Regions from separate parts of the Homo sapiens genome. Here region 1 is linked to region 2. Evidence: chromatin loops called from intact Hi-C (ENCODE). Cell type or tissue: heart left ventricle. All regions are shown on one strand. Each heading gives the region's core, and the rest is flanking DNA. Links, peaks and the distances in the headings are about the cores only. Region 1 overlaps TSHZ2 (teashirt zinc finger homeobox 2). Region 2 holds the start of LOC105372670 (a long non-coding RNA gene).

What was found. Hi-C counts contacts between places; a loop is a spot of excess contacts. Peaks named below come from ENCODE experiments on the same cell type or tissue, not always from the same donor. Only the 100,000 strongest peaks of a DNase experiment are listed, where the experiment ranks them.
Region 1: a loop joins it to region 2, with 3 times the contacts of the local background. A loop is called at or near these places in 1 of 110 quality-filtered maps.

What each region holds. Positions count from the first base shown.
Region 1 is chr20:53,462,696-53,467,090 of GRCh38, forward strand. The region is part of intron 2 of TSHZ2 (teashirt zinc finger homeobox 2); the gene reads left to right. All of the region lies in intron 1 of TSHZ2-AS1 (TSHZ2 antisense RNA 1), which reads right to left. Among named protein-coding and RNA genes, the nearest start is that of TSHZ2-AS1, 39 kb to the right of the region's middle. In heart left ventricle, for the core only: no CTCF peak of the experiment used is centred there; no DNase peak of the experiment used is centred there.
Region 2 is chr20:53,397,916-53,402,310 of GRCh38, forward strand. The region is part of intron 2 of TSHZ2 (teashirt zinc finger homeobox 2); the gene reads left to right. It overlaps LOC105372670 (a long non-coding RNA gene), which reads right to left and starts at 3,404. Exons shown (of 2, transcript XR_007067659.1): 1 at 3,218-3,404; 2 at 1-2,572. In heart left ventricle, for the core only: no CTCF peak of the experiment used is centred there; a DNase peak (open chromatin) is centred at 1,813.

The sequences.
Region 1 (4,395 bases), core at 115-4,114, 65 kb after region 2:
GTGGAGGAAAGCCTTGAATTACTTTGAGAAAGAAAGCCTGGTTCCATGTTTCTGCAGTGCACAAATAGGATGGCAGAACACATGCTTGGAAGCTTCCACCAGGAGGTCACATGAGCCAGTGGTTAAGGGGCAGGGGTGATGGGAGCAAGTAAAAAGGGATCCAAATCCAGGTTCCACCTCTAATAACCATAGTGACCCCAACTACTTGTGGTCCCATGAGCCAGTTGACCCTTCTGCATAATGGTCATGCTGATCATCCCCATCTCCCTTTTGTTGTGGGGGCCTCTCTGTTCATGTAAAGTGCCTCACACAATGCCTGGTATAAGGTAAGTCCACAATAACTGATAACAGCTATTGTTGTTATCACTGAAATGCAAATAAATCAACAGAGCCCAGGGACTCAAAGGTCTTGTACAACTAGACCACTTTGGCTCTGGATTGTACATAAGATTTGCTGCCTTTATATGCAGTGGTGCACTGCACTTCTAAAATAAATATTTGTGTATGCTTGTGAAGGAACTTAGTCTATCTAGAAATGCAGTTTTAGGATTGGGTGCAGTGGCTGATGCCTGCAATCTTAGCACTTTGGGTAGAGACAGGAGAATCACATGAGCCCATGAGCCTAGGAGTTTGAGACTAGCCTGGCAACATAGGGAGACCCCTGTCTTGAAAGACAGAGAGAGAGAGGAAGGAAGGAAGGAAGGAAGGAAGGAAGGAAGGAAGGAAGGAAGGAAGGAAGGAGGGAGGGAGGGAAGGAAGGAAGGAAGGTTGGCTTAGGGGGTAGGGAGAGGAAAGAAAGAGAGAAGGAAGAGAGGAATGTCGTAGAATTATAGAAGTTATGTGTTCTACCATGTCTCTGAAAGAAGGATTAACTGATTAAATGGTAGAAATAAGTGAATAAATGAATCCTATCTGAGAGCAGTAGTTCTCAATCTTGGTAGTGCATTAGAATCCCCTGAGGAACTTTTAAAAACCCCGGGCCCAAGTCATACCCTGGACTAGTCAAGGCAAAACCTTGGGGAGTAGGGCCCAGGCATCCACAGGTGACTCCTACCTGGAGTGGGGCCAAGTGACAGAATCTGCTTAGAGGCGGGAGCCTCAGCTGGACATCTCTGAGTCACTTATTAGGTGTGAACTTGGTCAAGTTGCTTAACATCTCTGAGCCTTGATTTCCTCCTCTATCTTGAGGATTAAATAAGATATAATTGGTAAAACACAGGCTCCCTATCGACAATGGACCGAAGTGCTGAATAGCAGGTGTTTCCCATTATTACCGCCATCATTGCCATCCAGTGCGTAAGCCTGAGCCTCCATGTCACCACCCGCAAAATGGTAGGGGAGAAAGGATGCCTGAAGACCCTTTACTTTCATTCTGATGATTCTATCAAGGTAGAGCAATGGGCCAAGTCAACAGAAAAGTTCACCTGTCTTCACCAAGTGACAGCCATGGACCAGGAGCCATGGTGGCAACTCTGGAGACTGTTGCACAAACAGTCCCACCTCTGCTCTCCTAGAACCTGAATGCTAGTGGGGAGACATGTCAAACAGTGCTCGTCCAGACCAATATATTATTCATGACAAGAGGGATCTAAGAGAGAGGAAATCTGAGGACCTCATCTGGATCCCAGGAGAAGAAAAGATCTTTCTGACAACGAGCTCTTTAAACCAGGGGATGAATGTGGAGTAGGAACTGTCTAGGTGGAGTTGTGAGAAGGGCCCTTCAGGCAGGGGTAGAACAGGAGCAAAGGCTGTGAGGAGGGAAGGAGCTTGGATTTTTTTTTTCTAAGAGACAAATTCTCTCTCATTGCGCAGGCTAGAGTGCAGTGGTACAACCATGGCTCCCTGCAGCCTCTACCTCCCAGCTCAAGTGATTCTCCTACCTCAGCCTCCCAAGTAGCTGGAACTATAGGTGCACACCACCATGCCCAGCTAACTTTTTTACTTTTTACTTTTTGTAGAGACAGGGTCTTGCTATGTTACCCAGGCTGGTGTCAAACTCCTGGGCTCAAGAGTCCTCCTGCCTCTGCTTCCCAAAGTGCTGGGATTACAGGTGTCAGCCACCACGCCCAGTCAGTATTTTTCTTTCTAAGAGACACAGTCTCACTCTGTGGCCCAGTCTGGAGGGCAACGGTGTGGTTACAGCTCACTGCAGCCTTAAACTCCTGGGCTCAAATGATCCTCCTGCCTCAGCCTTGCAAGTCACTGGGATTACAGGCATGAGCCACCACGCTCAGCTTAGAGGTAGACATATTTGAGGTGCTTTTACTTAAAACATGGATACTTGAACTTTTAAAAGCATCTTTTTTTCTTAGAGCATCCTGGGCAACTTGGGTTCCCCATAACATACTTCAGGAAAGGGCAGGGGAGCCCAGTGAGGCCAGGGTTGAGCTCCAGACAAATCTTGATTTCATTCCAGCTTCACTGGGAAATGGCTGTGTGAATGCAGGGGACAATTTAACCTCCCGAAACTTCATCCATAAGGAGAAAGTAAGAACTCATATTTTGCCACTCATTTGTAAAAATTGGTAATTATTGATAATAATCAAATTGGTAAAGGGAAATAGTTATTACTTTTGTGTGTGTGTGTGTGTGTGAGACAGAGTCTCGCTCTGTCACCCAGGCTGAAGTGCAATGGCGCGATCTTGGCTCACAGCAACCTCTGCCTCCTGGGTTCAAGAGATTCTCCTGTCTCAGCCTCCCGAGAAGCTGGGACTACAGGCACCCACCACCACACCCGACTAATTTTTGTATTTTTAGTAAAGACGAGTTTTCACCATGTTGGTCAGGCTGGTCTTGAACTCCTGACCTCAAGTGAGCCACCTGCCTCGGCCTTCCAAATTGCTAGGATTGTAGGCATGAGACACCGCACCCAGCCAGAAATCTTTATTACTATGAAGCAGCAGGGTACATTGGTGACAGAAACCTGAGTTCAAATCCCAGCTCTGCTACTTCCCAGGCATGTGCTGTTGGTCCTGGTACTTAGATCTCTGACCCTCAGTTTTCTGATCTCTCAAAAAGAAAAAGGAGTTTATAAGAGCTATCTTTAAGGGACTATTATAACAATTAAATAAAACAATAGCAGTCAAGCTTCAGGCAAAAGATGGAAACTCAATAAATGAAAACTACCATTAAAATGAATACAAACTCTTCTTAGGAAGAGGGTTTGGCTGAATTATTTAAGTGTGTGTTCCAATCTACCAACCCTCTTTTCCAGTGTAGACACAACCACAAACATCGCCACCATGAGCTTAGACATATAATCACAGTGGTTAAAAAAAAAAAAAAAAAAGACTGTAATCCCAGCACTTTGGGGGGCCCAAGGCAGGTGAATCACAAGGGTCAGGAGTTCGAGACTAGCCTGGCCAAGATGGTGAAACCCCGTCTCTACTAAAAATACAAAAATTAGCTGGGTGTGATGGCACATGCCTGTAATCCCAGCCACTTGGGTGGCTGAGGCAGGAGAAATCACTTGAACCGGGGAGGCAGAGGTTGCAGTGAGCCGAGATCGTGCTGTTGCACTCTAGACTGGGCGACAGAGCAAGACTCTGCCTCGAAAAATAAAAATAAAAAAAAAAAAAGAAAGAGAAAAAGGAAAAAAAAAAAAGTCTACCTTGTTTATGTCCATACTTGGAGGGCATACCGTTCTTATTAAATGCCAGCAACTCACATTTTAGGCAGCAGTAAAGTCCCCTAGCTGTGTCCATGCAGTGAATCTCGTTGGGCTGTAAGTTAGCTGCAATAAATAACATTGGCTCTGCACTCCACTTAGAGAAGATGGGTTCACTGTGAATCATGTTGTTGGCGGTTTGGACTTTAAGCTGTCCAGGTTGTTTATGGTGGTGTTTGCCAGCATGTAGACCTCTTTCAAACAATTTAAGTGCTCTTTTGGAGTATACGAATGTGGCTCAATAAAAATGGGTACAGGAAAATTGCCTCCTTTCTCTCTTCTATGGCCATACCCCAAAAGCAACCATATATGACAATTGTCAAGTGTTAAGTATAATTGCTCAACATGAAATTATAATTAACACTGAAGCCACCAGGGACATTTTCTCTCTCCATTGTCAGGATGTTGTCCTGATCTGGATGTTGTCCTGATCTTTGTGACCCTTTTAATTTATCTTTTGAAAGGATGGCAACAGCTGGGTAGTTTTTCAATCCTTATCATTTTGCATTATATAGCTTTACTGAGCAATGTGCCTTTGGAAGATTCTAGTTAGTTTCATTGACAGCAATAAATACTGGTTAGAGAACAGGCTTTGAAGTCAGGCAGACCTAAGCCCAAAGGCTGGCTCTCCCACTTGCTAACTATCTGATCTTGATTACATTTCTTAGCCAATCCAAGGCTCTCTCTTCTCATCAACAAATACAGACAATGAAATCTACTGTCAGGTA
Region 2 (4,395 bases), core at 134-4,133:
TGGGAATTGCACAATGAGAACACTTAGACACAGGATGGGGAACATCACACAGAGGGGCCTGTCATGGAGTGGGGGGAGGGGGAAGGGATAGCATTAGGAGATATACCTTATGAAAATGATGAGTTAATGGGTGCAGCACACCAACATGACACATATATACATATGTAACAAACCTGCACGTTGTGCACATGTACCCTAGAACTTAAAGTATAATAAAAAAATGAAGAAAAAAAATTACAAAGGCAATAATGCAACCACCTCAGCACATCCAGGAAGACTGGATGACTTGCCCAAGATTAAGTGAAGTCAAAACCAGTACTTGAACAAGGATTTTCTCACTCCCAGGTATCAAGCAATCCCCTGAGCATTCATTTCTCATCTGGACATGAGAAATGTGCACTGGACATCCAAATACCTGCTTACCAAATCATCGATTATCTGCCAAAGCTCTTCAGCAAGTAATAGCGTTGTAAAAAGTATTTTATAATTAGGAGTATCTGAAGTCAGACCAACTGATTTGAATCAGCATTACCATTTATTAACAGTTCTATCAGGCCAGGCACGGTGGCTCATGCCTGTACTCCCATCATCTTGGGAGGCTGAAGTGGGCAGATTGCTTGAGCCCAGGAGTTCCAGACCAGCTTGGGCAAAATAGCAAGACACCATCTCTACAAAAATTGTTTAAAACATTAGCCAGTGTGATGGTGCATGCCTGTAGTCCCAGCTACTCAGGAGGCTGAGGTGGGAGGATCGCTTGAGCCTGGAAAGTCAAGGCTGCAGTGAGCCATAATTGCACCACTGCACTCCAGCCTGGGTCACAAAGTGAGACCCTGTCTCAAAAACACACAAAAAAGTTTTATCTGTGGATAATTTAGATCCTGCTCAAATTATCAGTTTTTTTCACCAGTAAAATGGGAATAATCATCATAGCTATTTCATGGGATTCCGGAAGATTAAATATTATGCATGCAATGCATACACTGAGCACCATCCCTTACACATAGTAAGTGCTCAATAAATATTCAATAATAATAATAAGGAAATCATAGCCACAACATGTGTTATGCTGTGTTCATTACAATAAGACTGTGAAACCTATTTTGATGAAGCAGGCCATTATAGCTTGAGTAAGAAATAAAATAGGCAAACACCAGAACTTTAACCTAACACCATGACCACTCCCAAAGTTTAGCATATTACTGGAAATCGCTAACGGAGCACTGCCCATTATTCATGATATGAACAGTAAGGAATCATGCATAATGGAACAGAGTCCCTGCTAACAGCAGATTCACACACGATAATTTAAACTTGTTTGTATGGAAATAAAGGACGAGTCTTTGAAGTGAGCCTTAATGAGATTCTGCTTGATCTTTGGTGTATCCTGGGAGAAAGAGTTCAATTTTTCCTCCAGCATCTGACTCATGTTGGTGGCGTGCAGGAAAGAAAGGGCTGACTTAAATTATGAATGGCCTTTCTTGTCTTTGTGATAGCAGGTGAGGAGGGTGGCACTCATCCGGGGGCACTGGGGAGATGCAGGGAGACAATCACAGTTCTCCGAGGTGGCCTCTGCATCTGAAACTTAGAGGAAGGCTTGGTGGGCTGGAGCCTCGGAAGGCATTCGTCATCCAGAAGGATGCTTTACAGACTCTGAAGAAGCAAAATAAGCTGGTGGGCTCTGGCAGGAGACGCAGAGGTACTAGTGTGGCCCCGCACCTTTTCAAATTCTGCTTGTGCATGAAAGGGATTCAGCTCCATCCCAAGCTCATGCTGGAGGAGACCTGGCAAGCAGTCGCCTTGCCAGTCGCTGCTGACCTGGCTGCTGACCAACTCTGAAGAGGGCTCGGTGTTTGCTCAACGTGGCCTGGCTGTCAGAAGGTCCCAGGAAGTGGGTTGTGTTTTGGTTGCCAAATGCAAGAGAGTATGAGTTTTGAGTTTTTGAAATCAGTTCAAGTCATGGGACAGGTCTACCTCATTAAGTGGCCATTAGATTTATGATGAAAAGATGACGACTGTGGAGTGCTGTGTACAGGCTGGCCACTCACTGTAGAGTGCAGAGTATAGACTGGCCACTCACTGTAGAGTCCTGACCACAGGCTGGCCACTCACTGTGGAGTGCTGAGCACAGTTTGGCCACATACTGTAGAGTGCTGAGCACAGGCTGGCCACTCACTGCGGAGTGCTGAGCACAGGCTGGCTACTCACTGTAGAGTACTGAGCACAGCCTGGCTGCACACTGTAGGATGCTGAGCACAGCCTGGCTGCACACTGTAGGGTGCTGAATACAGGCTAGCCACACGTTGTAGAGCCCTCAGTGCCTGCTAGATGTCATTTTATTTTTCTTTTTACCTTTATCACTTTGAGGGCTTTTTCAAGTCTATGGTCTTTCAGGCTCAATTAATTGTAACTAAGCCTCTGAGACAAAGTGCTTGTTGAATGTCTTCCACTGTTCCGACACAGAAACGCAGCATAAGTCGAAGTTGCAATGGACAGCATACGTCGAAACTTCCTCTGTGCCAGACTCCTTGTGGGGACTCTCTTCTCATCGCCTCCTTTAGTCCTCACCACTGCCCTATGAGGAAGAATGTGCTTTTTAACTTCATTTTACAGATGAGAAAACTGAGGCCCATAAGGCGAAGTTACTCTCTCAAGCCAGTAAGCAGTAGGAATTGGGATTTGCACTCAGCACCCATTTGATCCCGGAGTCCGCTTTCTTGATTGTACTCTCTACTGCCTCACCTTCAATGGCTTCCTCTAATGGAAAAGCCTGCCCTCACCCTAATGAATACTCTCAGCTGGGCACAGTTAAGGGATGACCTCTGTGCATCTAATGAGTTCATCTCAATCCCTCCCCAGGGTACAGATGTGTTGTGTAACTTGGGCATCGGGAAGTCCAGGACGGAGCAAAACAGAGGAGGGTGCTCTCCCAGACCTGTATCATCCACCTCCGTTATCTCCCCTCACACAGACTCAAGAATTCAGATCCCACCTATGTTGCCTTGGTATTCTAACAAACATCTCTCATGTTTAAGCTAACATGTCCTAAGCATTATGTTAAGAGGGTTTCATGCATTCAATCATGTAGAACTTTTATTCCCATTTGACCAATGAGGCTCCTGAGGCTCCTGCAAGTTAAGTAACCAGCCCGAGAACACACAGCAGCTGCCTGGTGTGTCAGGACATTCCTGCATCGTTGGTGTGATCGATGCATGCTTACCTCTGTGTGCCTGAGGCGGTGCTCTGTTTGGGGACACTGCAGTGACTGAGACAGATCAGGTGACTGCCCTCAGGGACCTACACTCTGGAGGGGAGACACAGGCTAGGAACAAATATACAAATTAGACAACACAGTCATGTGTCCAGTAGTGACATTTCAATCAACAATAGGCTGCACATAGGACAGTGGTCCCATAAGATTGTAATTCTATATTTTTACTGTACCTTTTCTATGTTTTTAATTATACTTTCTTTTTTATTATTTTGTTTTTTATTTCAATAGGTTTTGGGGGAACAGGTGGTGTTTGGTTACATGGGTAAGTTCTTTAGTGGTGATTTCTGAGATTTTGGTGTACCCATCACCTGAGCAGTGTACACTATACACAATGTGTGGTTCCTTACCCCTCACTCCTTCCAACCCCTCCCCCCCGAGTCCCCAAAGTCCATTATGTTGTTCTTATGCTGTTGTGTCCTCATAGCTTAGCTCCCACTTATAAGTGAGAACATACGATGTGTGGTTTTCCATTCCTGAGTTACTTCACTTAGAATAATGGTCTCCAATTCACAGGTTTCTGTGAATGCCATCATTTCATTCCTTTTTATGGCTGAGTAGTATTCCATGGTATATATACAACACATTTTCTTTTTTTTTTTTTTTTTTTTTTTCTTCAGACAGAGTCTTGCTCTGTTGCCGAGGCTGGAGTGCAGTGGTGTGATCTTGGCTCACTGCAAGTTCCGCCTCCCGGGTTCACGCCATTCTCCTGCCTCAGCCTCCCAAGTAGCTGGGACTACAGGCACCCGCCACCATGCCTGGCTAATTTTTTGTATTTTTTAGTACAGATGGGGTTTCATCGTGTTAACCAGGATGGTCTCGATCTCCTGACCTCGTGATCTGCCCGCCTTGGCCTCTCAAAGTGCCGGGATTACAGGCGTGAGCCACCGTGCCCAGCCATATACCACATTTTCTTTATCCACTTGGTTGATGGACATTTGGGCTGGTCTATATTTTTGCAATTGCGAATTGTGCTGCTATAAACATGAGTGTGCAAGTGTCTTTTTCATATAATGACTTCTTTTCCCCTGTAGTGGGAGTGCTGGATCAAATGGTAGATCTACTTTTAGTTCCTTAATGAATCTCTACACTGTTTTCCATAATGGTTGTACTAGTTTACATTCCCA